Linked DNA regions of Mus musculus: region 1 is linked to region 2. The links are chromatin loops, found by intact Hi-C in ENCODE. Cell type or tissue: heart. All regions are shown on one strand.

Region 1 (8,000 bases), 180 kb before region 2:
AGCTCCCTCATCCCGAGCCACAGTCCCCTCCCTTGTAGTGAAGCCCCCACCCTGAGCCACAGCCCCCCGTAGTAAAGCCCCCTCATCCCGAGCCACAGTCCCCTCCCCTGTAGTAAAGCCCCCATCCTTAGCCACAGCCCCCCCATAGTAAAGCCCCCATCCTGAGCCACAGTCCCCTCCCCTGTAGTGAAGCCCCCCATCCTTAGCCACAGCCCCCCCATAGTAAAGCCCCCATCCTGAGCCACAGTCCCCTCCCCTGTAGTGAAGCCCCCCATCCTTAGCCACAGTCCCCCCCTGTAGTGAAGCCTCCACCCTTAGTTTCCCCTTGACTCCTTCCTATGTTCCACCAACCCCTTACCAAAACCGTCTTGCAGACTGTATCCTCACTCTGCCCCCTGCTCTGCTCAAAACCACTACAGTGTCTCTCACTGGGAACGGCCATGCATTGTCCCTCCCCCCATCCTTTCTCTGTCACCCTCTCCATCATCCAGAGTGAAGCCAATGTCCATCACCAACCCTCAAGGCCCTGTGTAGCTGCTCATCTCAACCCCAACCCTCAGCCTCTTCTCCTCATGCCTACCCACACTCCCTCTGTTCTTCCACACTGGCCTCGTCCACACTCTTTCCTCCCTGGACACGTCTACTCTCTATAGCTAAACAGTGAACTTCCTGGGGTGGAAGGGAGGGGAGGGGAGGAGAACCCAGAGGGAGAGGGAGGACAGAGAGCTAAGTAATGTTAAGGATTTTGGAAAAGCCATAGTAAAACATTGTTTTATGAGCTTACCTAAAAACACATATATAATCTATATGGTTCAAATGGAGTTAGGCCACATAGGGTGATAATGTCTGCCCTTTCCCTGCAGGAGCCATAGTCTATTTAGCAAAAACTCCAGTGCCAGATAGGGGAAACCTTCCTTCAAATGGTTGACCAGGAGATTCCAAGAGACCCCTAAAACAACATAGGCTGCTCCCATTGCCCTTGGTTGCCTCCCAGAACTTGAAGGTAAGACCTGATTGCTAAGGAGCCTGTGTACTTCAGGATTTAGAAGACTGGAGCTGGACCTGACCTGCATACCTTTCCCTTGAGGACTGGCTCTCATGATATCGGGAGGGCGTCCTGTGTGCTGCCAAGGGAGAAAAGCAACCGATAATCCTGCCCAGCTATAAAGCCCACCAAAGCACAATGAGGAGCCCAGCAAGATAGTCCCAAGGGTGGGCTAGCACCACTTTATCTGGGGGTAACTAACAGCTGTCTAACTGGAACTAAGGCCTGCTCAAATGGAGGGACTTCCTGGCTGATACTATAATTGTAGCCAGCTACCCATGGTTAGAGAGGTCATAGACCCTCAGTGGAGAACCTACAACTGCCACTTTCCTAAACCAGCTAATTCCTAACTGCCCTCTAAATGCTTATCCTATCGCCCCTCATTGAAGCGCCTTCGTTAAGCAAACTGTACGCTTCCTGACCTTCTTCTGCCTGTGGGTGAGACCACCCTAGTCACCCTCATACTGCCATTCTCCACCTCCACCTCCTGCTTTCTTCCTGTCTTAGAGACACCATGACCACAGCAACTCTTATAAAGGACAACATTTCACTGGGGCTGGCTTTTGGTTTCAGAGGTTTGGTCCATTAACAGTCATGGTGGGAAGCATGGCACACCGACAGAGGTGGTGCTGGTGAAGGAGCTGAGAGTTCTACATCTTGATCCACAAGGCAGCTGGGAGAGGACTGTGAGCCACTCAGCCTGGTTTTGAGCTAATAAGATCCCCAAGCCCACCCCCACTGATACATCTCTTCTAACAGAGTCACACCTACTCCAAAATGCCACACCTCCTAATAGCCACACCCCTAATGGCCACACCTCCTATTAGCCACACCCCCTGATAGCCACACCTCCTGATAGCCACACCTCCTGATAGCCACACCTCCTAATAATGCCACTCCCTATGGGCCAAACATTGGAACACTTGAGTCTATTTGGGGGGGCATTCCTAACCAAACCACCATTTCTCCCCTTTAGCTTTTTCCAGAAATGCTCTGTATCATTTACTTACCTTGTTTATATTATACCCCAATATAGAACATAATCTCCTGGAGAGGCAGTGACTTCTGTACTTTTATTCAGGCACCTAGAACAACACCTGACATACAGTCAGCAGACACTTGGTGACAGAACACAAGACACATAAATTTGTGAGGGTGAAGACCACGTCTGCTCCTATTTGCCATTCTATATCTCCAGAACACTACGTCGTGGCACCCTGCTTAGTGGATACCTGCCACACAAACTGGGTAAAATGGAGACATCGGAGTGTCGTGAATTAAAATGTAATGGTAAAGGCGTGAGAGTAAAGACCCTCCATCCCTCTTCAGTCCTCAACACAGAGTCTCCGAATTGTCACTTGCTGCTGGGGAAGTCTTGAGGAACTCAGCTTGTAGCCCTGGCTGGCCTGGAACTCATGATGGAGACCAGACTGGTCTTGAACTCACACTGACCCATCTACCTCTGCCTCCCCAGCCCTGGGATCAGCGCCAGCCCCAGCCCCAAGCCCACCCCTGTGCACTTTCCTTTTGAAACAGGGTCTCACATAGTCCAGGTTAGAAAGAGCTTGAATTCAAGGCCAGCCTAAACTGGAAACAAAGCAAGACTCTGACTTAAAATAAAAAAATAAAAGACTGGTCGTGTAGCACAGTGGCAAGGTGCTTGCCTAACAAGTGAACCAAGCCCGATTTCAATGTTTTCCTTTTTAACCACAGATAAAAGAGAACGTGACCTAGAAAGTACTTTATAGCACTGGTGCTACTGATGGAGATCACTAGCAGCCTAGCCTGTACAAGACCCTGGCTTCAATCCCCAGGGCTGCATAAACATAAATAAATAAACACATAAGGCCACCAGAGCTGAAGCTCTGAGAGCAGCAGGAATGCTGAATCATGCTCTCCCTGAGACAATGCTTACAAGGCCCCCTCTGCCAGGTCACACACATTTTCTCTGTCTCCGATTATGACTTCATAACTCTCCCTTTTCCTAGAGTTGGTTAATAATTCTGACCGGAGGATGGTCAGAGATCTTAACTGTCATTAGTAAACCTGTCCTCACAGAAAAGCTCACCACAAACACATACACATCGAATCATGATCTCCCAAACACAGTCTCTATCTCCACAAAGGCCTTGTGCGCTTTACAGTACAAGCCTCATGCTTCAATCTAGGTAACGAACATTACCAAAGGCCTACTATGTACTGGGTATGGGAAAAAAAAAATCTTTTTTGGAGAATCCTAGATAGGGGAGGGGTCGGATACAGGCCTTGTACACAGATCAATTATAATAAACTTTCAATGGGTGCTACTCTGATGTTGTTTGGTAGCAGGTGGAAGATATCTCCATGGGGATAGAGAAGGGAGCTTAGGAATGACGCAGGAGATACCAGTGACTTGAGCTAGATTTGAGGGATGAATGGAATTCTACCATCTGGGGGGAACCAGATGGGGACCTCAGACTGATATTTCAGTGGAAGCCCAGGAGTCACAAGACAACAGTGAAGCCAATGTTGACTGGCGCGTGAAAAGACAGCAGGATCCACTGAGTACGGCTGTAACTCCCAGCTGGTGCTGTGTGCATAATGACCTCACTCACGTTTATGAGTATTAATAAGTAAGAAGAACGGAGCACAAGCCACGCGAGTTGGCGTGAGGACCTATTACTATGACTCCGTGATTACAGTTGTTACTATTAGTTACATGTGTTTTGGTCTTGGAATCACTTGTGTTTAGGGAAATAAACATTTACTGAACGATTAAACAACGTGCAGATTCTCAAAGGAACAAAATAAGGTAGATAAGACGTTAAGCCAGCAGAGTATAAAGGGGGACTTTCTATAGGACTGCTTTAGTAACCTGAGGGTCACTGCTCCAGCCCCAGCCCCAGCCCCATCCAAATTCAGGTTGGTTAGGGTAGATCTTCTAAGTTAAAATAACCATCACAGAGCCAGGTAAGTCGATTTCTGGGGGGTTGAGGCCAGCCTGGTCTACATAGGAAGTTCCAGGACAGCTAAGGCTATCCAGCGAGACCTGTCTCCAACAAACAAACAAACAAACACACACACACCAAAAAACCTGTCTTCAATTTCTCCATCCATCCATCAAGCATCTATATAGATTTTCTTGTAAATGACTAGTTTGTGAACACAGACATTTTCACACATGAGTTCTACTTAATTGCTTACGTGCTTCCTGAATCATTACGATTTAATTTTCACTTTTCTTACAATTGATTCTTTAACACGAAGTTTTATACATTCAGAGAGAACATCTTCAGAAGTGCTGATGTACACGTAAAGACTGACAAACAATAGGAAAATCTGACTACCGTCTCTCAAAAGGATGTTTTTACAAGCTGTAAAGAAAACAAGGAAACTCATCTTGGGAATGGACACAAGTATATATTAATGACCGGTTTTAGATCACCAAAATATAACTGATCATTCCACTTAAATATGGAACCCAAAGCTTTTCAAGCTTGGAGAATCTCAACTTAAATATGACATACATGATTCAAAGAGATGGGGGCAGGAGAGAGGGCTCAGTGGTTAGGAACACTGGCTGCTTTTCCAGAGGGCCCAGGTTGGAGCCTGCATGGTGGCTCACAACTATAGCTTCAGTTCCCAGAGGATATGATGCCCTCATCTGGCGTCTGAGGGTACTGCATGCACATGGTGTACAGACATACATGGAGACAAAACACCCATAGACATAAAATTAACCGTGAAAAGGCAAAACCAAACCAAACCCTAAAATCAAAGTCAAAGTGATTATCACAAAGCAAAGCCGAGACATTTGGCAACAAAAAAGCTGTAAGAAGAATCTAGTTCTTCAAATTCTCTGTTCAGAAATGGCGTTCACCGTTAACCAATCAGGAGGGTTTCAGCAACCCAAACTTAAAAAATGGTATTTTTACACTTAAGCACACCACTTGAAATGTGGAGTGTCTAATGCTTGCATATAACTACTCCCAAAGTATATGCATTTTGAACCTAGTAAGGTTTAACTACACCTACCGATGAACAATGTACAAAACTGAGCTATTTCACTTAGGGACACATACTCAAAACCTCACTTGTAAGTAGTCTGTTCAGGATGTGGAATCCCTACCCTTGCAGAAGGAACTCTACTCAACCAGTTAAAGATGACATATGGGTAACATTCCAAGAAGCATCCAAGACGGCCCAACCCTCCTCAGCCCTGGACCCCCTGAAATAGCTGGCTACCTCGGAGGGCTTACCGAGAACACAGACTGTAAGCCAGTGAATACGAGTTTCCAAAGTCATGGATAGCTTAGCAATACATAGCAGGCATGTATTGAAGATAATAAGAATAAACAGAACGCTTTGAATAGGCAGTCAGGGATAATAACCATTTCCCCCAACCTCCCACCTCAATTGCCCTGGACCCGGCACTGAAGGGACCAGTGAGGCCTGGAAGTACTTGGCTATTTTGGAATCTGAATTAAACATTCTTTGGGAGGAGGACAAATTAATGGAAACCATCAATCGTCTCCTCTCGCCCCTTCCCCTCCAGAGACGATCTCAATCTTTCTCAGCTGTCTCCCATAATTAGGCTCCCAGTTTGAGAATAGTGTTCTACCTAGGGCGTTCATCACTGGAGCATACATACCACTGGAAAAGTTTCCCAAACATCTGCCTAAGAGCAATTTTGTGAATTCTGGGTTGGTTCTTTTAATTTCGGGATCCAATCCGGCAGGCCACCTGTGCTCGGAGAATCTACAGTGTGAGGTTTGGTGCCTTTAGCTTCAGGTGAATGTGAATGCCCCATTAACTCATCTCCTAAATGAATTAAGCATCTTCTCTACTCTTGGCCTCAGGCTGCTGCAGAGGGGCTACCTCGGAGCCGGGCTCAAGGAGGAGAGCGGCCGGCTCACGGGACCCCGGTGCCCCTCCCTCCCTCCCCCGGCTGAGCTCACCTAGGTGGCCGCCGACGACGGTGACGGCGATCTGGTCCAGGAACACCGCCCGGAAACCCACGTCCTGCTCCGAGCAGCGCTGGCGGAGCGCGCGCAGGATCTGCACCTGCGGGTAGTCCTCGCGGATGAGCCGGTCGGTCAGCAGCCAGACCTGCGCGCACATGGCGACCGAAGCTGCGGCCGCTCGCCCGCGCGACCCCCTGGCGCGTCCCAGGCGAGCACCGCGGCTTTGCTTGCGCCGTGCGCCAGCCGCCTCTGCAGACCCGGCCGGCGAATGCTCCGGATCGCCTCGCGCCGACGCCGCCGCCGCCGCCTCCGCTGCCTCCTCCGCCGCCTCCGCCCAGCCAATCAGCACGTCGCGACGCCCGGGGAGGACCCGGCCCGGAGCCTGCGGAGCTGCGCAGCCTGCGGCGGCCGGGCGGGGCTGGGGCGACCCCGGGAACCGATGGGCCACTGGCTGGGTAGGCGCGGTGCTGCTCCCCCAGAGAAAAGTGCGAGTCTTGGTTGCACCACCAACCTCTTCCAAAGACAACTCCCAGCCTGGCAAGGTCACATGGCGGGGCTCTGCAGCTGGACTTGACCCTTAGAAGAGCGATCTGTCTGCCCCAATCCTGGCCTGCAGCCTGGCTGGGAGATGGAGGCAGTTGGGTCTTAGCAACCAGATACTTCATTTAGATAATTCGAAGATCCTTTTCCTTTTCTTACACCCCAGTTTGCACCAGCGCTTGACCATCATAACCCCAGTGTCATAAAAACAGGTTAAGACCCCCATATTGAGTTAGGGGAACCCCTAGGGCGCGTTTTTTCCTCCTAGTCCACACCCCACTTCCCCTCCGCCCTCCAACTCAGTCCTCTGTACATACTGTCCGTGGTCCTAGCCGTTTGCAAATTCTGCCCGCAAACAATAGCGTGAAACCTGGTATTCGGTTCTTGAAAATAAATTAATTATACATTTATTTATGTATGTATTTATGTATTTATTTATTTATGTATTTATTTATTTATTTATTTATTTATTTATTTATTTATTGTGCACAAGGTGAGCTGGTGGCCTGTTACCACAGCTTGATCGTGAAGATCAGAGGACAACTTTCAGGATCTGGTTCTCCTGAAACCCACCATGTGGATCAAAGTCAGGCTAGGCAGCAAGTGCTTTTACTCTCTGAGCCATCTCACAGCTCCTAGCTAGTCATTTCTAAATAACTATGGGGTTGACTTTAGCCAGTTGTGTTTCCAGCTCTTTAAAACATCTTTTTGAAATCATCATCGCCGCCGCCATCATCATCATCATTTTGGTTTTTTCAATATAGGGTTTCTCTGGGTAACCTTGTCTCCCTGTAGCCCTGCTTCCCTGTAGCCCTGTGTAGTTTCTGTCCTGGAACTCACTCTGTAAATGTGATGGTTTGTATATTCTCAGAGTGGCACCATCTGGAGGTGTGGCCTGGTTGGAATAGGTGTGTCACTGTGGGTGTGGGCTTAAGACCCTCATCCTAGTTGCCTGGAAGTCAGTCTTCCACTAGCAGCCTTTGGATGAAGATGTAGAACTCTCAGCTCTGCCTGCACCATACCTGCCTGGATACTGCCATGTTCCCACCTTGATGGTAATGGACGGAACCTCTGAGCCTGTAAGCCAGCCCCAATTAAATGTTGTTTTTTTATAAGACTTGCCTTGATCAAGGTGTCTGTTCACAGCAGTAAAACCCTAACTAAGACACCGGGTTAGTCTCAAATTCATTACAGAGATCTGCCTTTGGCTCCCCGAGTGCTGTGATTTAAGGTGTGCTCCACCACCACCCGGTTTAAATGATGTTTTGTGCATCTTCGATGTGTGTTTGAAGCACAGGGTCACGTGAATGCCAGAAGGAGCTTGCAGGGTGTGCAGAACAACTTTTGGGAATGGGTTCTCTCCATGGTAACTAGGTTTGTCCAGCAACACCTCTACTCAGTCAGCCCTCTTGCTCTCCCTAACGCATTTCTTCCTTCTTTCCTTTTCCTTTCTTTTTCTTTTTACTCTTTTA
Region 2 (8,000 bases):
CCCACACTTACCCCTCTGCTGGCCTTTCCCCACACATCAGTCAGCATGACCCATGAGGATCTGAGTCACAGCATGGCTGTCTCTGCTCCAACTAAACACAGCTTCCCACTTCCCACTCAGCCAATCCACACGCTTCCTTCCAGCCGTGGCTTCCCGCGGGCACATCCTCTTCATCTTTGACTTGAGCTCCAAAATTTTGCTCTTTACTCTTTGGGCTTCATCAACCCTCTTGCTTCCATGCCCCCCCTAAACACATCAAATTATGTTTTATTAACAGTGGCATCTTTATATACACGTGTCCTTGTTCTTATGCTCTCCTTGTGGCTGCTTCCACTTCCTGACTGCCCCAGCAGTGCAGCTGCAACAGTGGACACACGTGTATCTCTGCGGTGCATCAACGAAGAGTCCTTTCGGTATATACTCAAGAGTGAGTGGTACAGCTGGGTCCCATGGTGGGTCAGTTCTTGTTCTTTGAAGAGCCTACATGCTGGCTGCCATAGCACTGCACCAGTTCACACACCCATGAGCAGTGAACAGGACTTCCTCTTTCCCCACAGCATAGCCTAGAGTCTAGAGTGAGAGACTCTCAAACAGTTCAGATTTGCATTTCCCTGATGGCTAGTGATACGGAACACTTTTTTCAAGTATTTATTGGCCATTTATATTTCTTTTTGAGAAATCTCCATTCAGCTCATTAGATTGTTTATTGATATGAGAATGGTTTATTTTGGTGTGTGTGTGTGTGCGCGCGCACGCGCGCACACGTGCCCGTGTATTGAGACAGGGTTTCACTATGCAGTCCTGGCTAGCTTGGAACTTATATAGACCTGGCTGGTCTCAAACTCACAGAGATCCACCTATATCTCCTCCAGAGTTCACCTAGTTAGTGTTCAGTTTTTACAGTTGTGCATTCTCCTGTACATTAATACCCTATGTGATGAGCAGATAGCTCCCCCCCCCCTCTGTCTCTTCACTCAGGCTGTTGTCGATGCAAAAGCATCTTGGCTTCATGAATTAAGCCTTTTCCATCTGAACCCCATTTGCAGGTTGTTAGGATTATTTCCTGTGCTGGTGGAGTCCCCTTTGCTATCTTAAAATGGTTTAATCATCTCATGTCCTCACACAGTTTCAGAATTTCAGGACTTCCATTAGGATCTCCCATCCACTTTGACTTCATTGCTGTGCCGGGCAAGAGAGCGATGGGTCTGGTTTCACTTTTCCCAGCAACCCGGTGCCAAGGAAGCTGAGTTTTCTCCAGTGTATGTTTTGACAACTTTAGGCATCTCTCACTGTATGAGTTTTGTGCTGGACACTCCATGGGGCTCACTGGTCTGGATTGGTTTTTGTGCCAGCATTACACTGCTCGTTACTATGGCTCTGTAATATAATTCCAGATCAGGCATTGTGGTCCCTCCTGCGCTGCTGTCTGCTAAGGATCGATTTTACTTCCATATGAATTTTAGGATTTTTTTTTCTAGTTCACGGTGGAATCCCACTGGGATTTTCATGGTCTTACACTGAGTCTGGATTGGGCTCAGTCATGCAAACATCTTCCTGACATTGATCCTGACAGCCCACGAGCTCGGAAGCTCTTTGCATCCTCTACGGTCTTCTTTAATTTCTTTTTTCAGTAGCTTAAAGTTTTCATTGTGGGGGTCTTTCACCTCCTAGGGACTTTTTCTTTTTCTTTTCTTTTTTTTTTTTTTGGAAACTATTGCAAATGAAATTTCCCTCTCTGATTTCAGAGAATTCATTCTCGGTTTATAGAAAAGTTTATAGAAAAACTACTGAGTTTTATATACTGGTAGTGTCTAATTGCTTTGCTGAAAGTGATTTTCAGGTCTAAGAGTTTTCTGGTGAGGTCTTAGGGCTTTTTTCAGTTTAGGATCATGTCATCGCAAATAGGAACAAGTGATTTCTCCCTTTTCCTGCTTGAATGCCTTTGGTTTCTATTTCTGACCTTGTTGATCTCCTCCTGGCAGGTCAGGTACTGCAGTGAATACGAGCAGAGAGACTGGGCACCATGAGAATCCCAGATCCTAGAGGAAATGCCTGCAGAGCCCCCCATTTAGTATAGTACAGACTATTAAATTTGCCATGTAGCCTTTAGTATGTGGAGGTCTGCTCCTATTTCCAGTTTCTCTGGGGCTCTTTTTTCTTACCACACTGAACATTGTAAAAACTCATCAAAGCTCTCTCACCTCAGGTCTTTGCTCTTTACCCAGCTCTCTGCTCAAGCTCAAAGATCACTCCCTCAGAGAGATCTTTCTGACCCTCCCATCTTGAAAGCTTTCTCTGAATTTGCTTGTGGCACCTGTTATCTATCCATCTGTCTATCTATCTATTCATCCATCATCTGTCTATCTCTCTTTGTAGCCATCCATCCATCTATCCATCCATCCATCGTATCCGCCCATCCATCCACCCCACATCTTTCTGTTGTGACATAAGATGTTAGAATTAATAACTTGACTGTTTGTCTTCTCCCAGAACAATGCCTGGCACATGATCAGTGCTCAGCAAATACCTGAAGCGCTGAGTGTACAAACACATTCAATTCTCCCCATGAATGTGTGCTTAGTCCCCGGAGCTCCTCGCCTCTCAGAAGCCACAGTCATCTGTGCAGCTCTTCCTGGCACATGGAGGTTGTTCAGAAAATGTTATTATTTTCATAATTGCAAAACAATTCCCAGAAACCGATCCTCTCTGTATGCCATGCGCATCGAAGACTTGGGCCTCTCAATGGTTTAATGACAAGCATTTCCCAATGGCAGTTTTGCTGTAAGAGGCATGACAAATAACTGCAGTGAGAGCCACGTTGCAGAACCAGTGGCTACCTGGGCAGGAGAGGCGAGAACAGTGAGTGACTGGGTCCTAGACGCCAGTCTTTGAAGTCAGAGTCTATGGGATTTTCTGTGTGCCTGTGAATAAAGATTGAAAGGAGCCCAGGACGAAGCTAAGGTCATCCCGAGTCAAACAGCAAATGCTGCCCTTGACAGATGAGACGCAGGAAGAACTGGGAAGATTGGGGAGCAGGTGCCATTCTGACAGCGTTAAGTCTGAGACACCCGTCAGACATGTGAGCAGAGATAGAAATGTCACCAGGGTGTATCTGCTGCGTGGAGCTCTGTGTCCCTGGCTTTGAAAGCCCTGGAGAAGGACCAGCGGGGTTGGGGAGAAGGAGTGGGTGGAGCCGAGCACAAGGTTCGCTGATCCAGAAGAAGAATGTAATTTAGGAAGGCGAATGTACCAGCTGGGACAAAGGTTGTAGTTGACACTAGAAAAGTTCTGGCCAAGAAGTCCTGGGTTAGAGAACATGAAGTCACTGGTGACCTTAGAAGATGGATTCTGAGGACAGCCAACATGAACATCTGATTAGAATGCGCTTAGGAAAAAAATCTGGCAGAAAAAAAGAGAGTGTTTATTAGACACTTTAAATCAAAGGGTAATTAGGCGGGGTGTGTGTGTGGATGCAGCACCCGAACTGTGCTGCCCTGAAAGACCCTGTAGGGAGCTGTAGAGACCACTGTGGCAGGCCTCCCAGCAGCCCCTCAGAGAGCAGGCGGCCTAAAAGATAGATTTACTTTTGCCATGGCTGCCAGGAAACCCAGAAGCAAACTGTGGCCCCAGCATTAACAGTTACTCTGATCCTCATTTAATCTGTGTCTTCCTCTGACAGAATGCCCTAACACACACACACACACACACACACACACACACACACACACACACCACAAATACAAACACACACACACACCACACATACATATACACCACACACACACACACACACACACACCCCACAAATACAAACACACTACAAATACAAATACACACACACTCCACATATACATACCACACACACATCACACATACATACATACCACACACACACACACACACACACACACACACACACACACAAATACACACACACATACATATGTACCACACACCACACGTACACAAAAACACAGACACACTCACGTTCACACATACATAACACACACACACACACACACACACACACACACACACACCACAAATACAAACACACACACACACCACACATACATATACACCACACACACACACACCCCACAAATACAAACACACTACAAATATAAATACACACACACTCCACATATACATACCACACACACATCACACATACATATATACCACACACACACACACACACACACACAAATACACACACACATACATATGTACCACACACCACACGTACACAAAAACACAGATACACTCATGTTCACACATACATAACACACACACACACACACACACACACACACACACACACACACACACACACACCTTTCAGGTTTATTTATATTCTCTCTAGGTTCAAGGTCTTCCTTCGTTTTAGTAGGGGGGAGGATGGGTTGGATAATTGGCAACCATGGGAAGTGGGTCAAGGCTGCCCCCTTGTGATGAACACGGAACACTGCAGGAGAACGAATGAGGCGTCTCTTTGAGTTACTGCCCTGTTAGCTATTTCTGCCTTGGCATCCTACCCACACAATAGGGCAGCCTTCATTAGTGGTGCTCCTTTAAGGTGCTGTCAGAGAAATGTGTGAGCCCTTTTAGGGGAAGCCCCTGCTGGTGCCTTTAGGTGGTAGATGTTGAGGTCAGCAGGGCTGGGCCACTGAAAAGGCAGAGGCTGCACTGGCCTCCTGATGCCGATATTGAGTCTGGGGCAGGCAAGGGATGACTTGAGAGCCCAGATTTTCCTAATGAGAACTGCAGTATTGGGGAGGCAGTGAGGGCCTCTGACTCAGCCACTCTCTGTGTTTCTGGCTTCCTCTACTGTGATAGGTGGCAGATGTGATTATGGTGTGTGTGTGTGCTTATATGTGCATGTGGCATGGTAGTGTATGTGTATGTATGTGTGTGGTCTTTGTGTGTGGTGTATATGTATGTGTGGTATATATGTATATGTGGCGTGTGTGTATGTGAATGTGCGTGTTTGTGCATGCTTGTGGTATGGGGTGTGACGGCTTGCATTTGCGTGTGAGGATGCATGTACTTTGCCAAACCCTTGTGGGAACCTGTTTGGGAACGTGCAAACATGCATGTGAGAGTACTGGGCATGCCTGTATAGGAGCATGTGTGTGTCCATGCCTGTGTAGGAATGATGTGTGTGTGCTACATGTGTGAGAGTGTGGATGAGTGTGAGCACAAATGCGGGCGGATACTGAGGGAGTAGTGCATGGGAATGTGTGTGTTGGAGTCTTTGTGTACTAGTGTGTTTGTGAGTGTGTGTTGTGTGTGTGTGTGTTGTGTGTGTGTGTGAGTGTGTTGTGAGTGTGTGTTGTGTGTGTTTGTGTTGTGAGTGTGTGTGTTGTGTGTGTTGTGTGTGTGTTTGTGTGTGTGTGTGTGTCTGTGTGTGTGTGTAGGAGATGCAGGTGAAGCCATATGGGCTGAACTGTAGAGGAGAGTAGGTGAGAGCAGAGGTCTCTTCTATGCAGGTAGCTTTGGAGGAAGGCTGATCTGATGGTGGGGCATGGTACTGAAGTCTGGGGCTGGAGCCTTACAGGTAGGCAGGCCTGCCACCACCGTCTGGAAGCTGGTTCGCTGGTGGAAGCTGCATTGTCCATGGGAACATCCTCTGATAGATCCCCACGGTCCATGGGGACATCCTCTCCCCTCTTCTCCAACCACCCTGCCTGTGCCCAGCAGCTGTCTGGAGGCTGTGACTGGCATCAGGCAGAGGTGAAGTCCCACTGCTGTGGAATTATGGAGGAGCCACTCCTTCTTTGAGCTTCAGTTCCCTCTGATGATAGATGGAAGCCGTGCCCCTGACCAGGAAGCAGGGCAGTGAGGGGATAGGCTGTGAGCACTGACTCCAACGCCTCATGGGAAGTCCTCTTTTGAGCGCACAGATTCTTCGCACATCAGAGGTGGCACAGAATGCTCCCTGTGTATGGAGGACATGTCCACAAGGAGGTAAATGACTTACTAGAGACCACACAGGCAGCTGTGGCAATGGCACGGACCCTGTTCTCCCGGCTGGGCTTTGAGATCTTTGACAGCCGTTCCTGCATCTTCTTACCCTCCAGATGTCCCTTCTAGGGGCTCACACAATAATGAGGGAAGGAGGAGATCCTTCTAGTGCATGAATATGCCCCGCAAAAGGACCTGGATTCTTGCACCCTCAAAGAGGTGTGACACAGATGTTGGTTCATGTGACTCTCCTGCCACCCGCATATGATACCGCCAGGCTCCATTTTGTGTTCAGCCAGCAAACATGTATCAGGCTCTGAACTTACATTGGGCACCAGGGCTCAGACATGCTTGCAGAAGGCCTGTGGTGGAGGGGGTCAGATGAGGACAAGACGTGGCAGAGGCAGAGGTGACTTACACAGGTGCTGAGGCATGCTGAGTGGGGGTGCTCAGGAAGTGGGGGGACCCAATGAAGGGGAAAGAAGCTATCGCTTCCCCTCCAGCCACAGCTGCTGTCTCAGGCCTGGGGTTGTTTTGGGGTTTAGTCTTAAAGCCAGCCCAGACTGTAGGGCCATTTCCAGGTGCCCCTTGGGAATTCTAGCAATGTCGGCCCTACCATGGAAGTGGAGTGTCACCCACCCCACCGTGTTTATCATATCCATTTCTAGTGGGATTCCCCACCCACAGTGAGACTCCATCATCTGTGGGGTTCAGGTTTACTTCCTTGTTTCTCAGAGAGCCCAGCATCCAGGAGACCCTACCCATGCCCACAACCCATAGTATCTTTGCTGCCTGGAGTCTGAAGTTCTTTGTGCAGCAGTACCCGGTCGGAATGGTTGAGGAAACCCACTAGCTGCTGAGTCAGGGGCCTGGGTTGCCAAGCAAGACTGAGCACAGGAGGAGGGGCCGCAACACAAATTCCCCTGCACAGCTGCGGTGCATGCTGTCAAATCTGCAGTTGTGACCATTGTGAAACTTGATTGCTCTGTCTTGGGGACTTCTTAGAGTCCAACTCCACAATAAAGCCAATCAGACTAAGCCATCAGTGTCAAGTAGCAGCTAATGAAGCATTCATGGGCCTGGGAGAGAAATCAGGCAAGCTCTTATTTCAGGATTATTCCTCCCAAATATTGAATCTGAACTGTAAGCAGAATTCTCTGTCGTTTCCACCCCTTTCCCTGGTGGGGACCATTGGCATTCACCTCATGCTGTAGCTTTCTGGAGAGAGGCTTGACAGGCAGGCAGATTTGCTGCTTCCCCGAGGAGCGGGCTCCTGGGGTGTCAGCAGAGAGGGGGGGCGGGCAGAACCTGCTGGGAATCCCCCTCCCAGGCTCCGCCTAGGGAGAGTGGGGTGGCTTGACTGCCAAGTCTGTCAGCATCAACACCCAGCTTGGAGGAGCGGAGTCTGTGGTCAGGAAGGAGACTTCGCTACTTTTATTTTTATTATTATTATTTTTTATCACAGTGGCAAAATAGCGGACAAAGGCAACTTGAGGGAGGGAAGAAAGGGGTTAATATTTGATTTTCAGTTTGAGGTTGCCAAATCTGCATATTTGGGTAGTGCCAGTGCCAGTGCCAGCGGATGTATTAGAGGATCCTCTTTTCTTTGTTCCACAGCCGTGTCTACTGCACAACATCTTGGAGCTCCCTCTGTAAAGGACTGGTTAGTGGCCCCAGATATGGAGCTGATCTCACACTGCTATGGCGCGTGGCTCTTCCAAGCATCTCTCTTGAGATATCTTGCCACCTCTGCCACCTTTACTCAGACATTCCTGACAGTTCACCAGAGCAGGGAAGACACATGGATGCAGCCACAGGACCCCAGCTGTGCAGCCTGCAGGCCCAGAGTGTGCCAGGCCTGCAAGCTTGCCCAGAGGGCGCCTGCGCCCACTCAGATGCTTGTTGTCTGCCACTGGGCTTGAGTTTGTAGGTTGTGTGCCTCAGGCACCAGGCGACCAGCTTAGCCCTTTGCAAACTGGGAGTGAAGGGATGTTGCTGAGCGGTTGACAGGTGAAGCACTACCATGAAGTTTA

What was found. Hi-C counts contacts between places; a loop is a spot of excess contacts. Peaks named below come from ENCODE experiments on the same cell type or tissue, not always from the same donor. Only the 100,000 strongest peaks of a DNase experiment are listed, where the experiment ranks them.
Region 1: it touches region 2 in a loop (2.4-fold over the local background); 2 of 42 quality-filtered maps call a loop at or near these places.

What each region holds. Positions count from the first base shown.
Region 1 is chr4:119,486,315-119,494,314 of GRCm38, forward strand. It overlaps Rimkla (ribosomal modification protein rimK-like family member A), which reads right to left and starts at 6,284. Exons shown (of 5, transcript NM_177572.4): 1 at 5,983-6,284. The coding sequence starts at 6,145. In heart, a CTCF peak has its summit at 4,694 (motif pointing left); a DNase peak (open chromatin) is centred at 6,337; H3K4me3 peaks cover 1,340 bases; H3K27ac peaks cover 1,005 bases; H3K27me3 peaks cover 1,524 bases.
Region 2 is chr4:119,663,138-119,671,137 of GRCm38, forward strand. It overlaps Gm35761 (a long non-coding RNA gene), which reads left to right. Exons shown (of 6, transcript XR_868074.3): 6 at 1-623. Among named protein-coding and RNA genes, the nearest start is that of Guca2b, 8.2 kb to the left of the region's middle. In heart, a CTCF peak has its summit at 4,459 (motif pointing left); DNase peaks (open chromatin) are centred at 64 and 3,144; H3K27ac peaks cover 2,892 bases.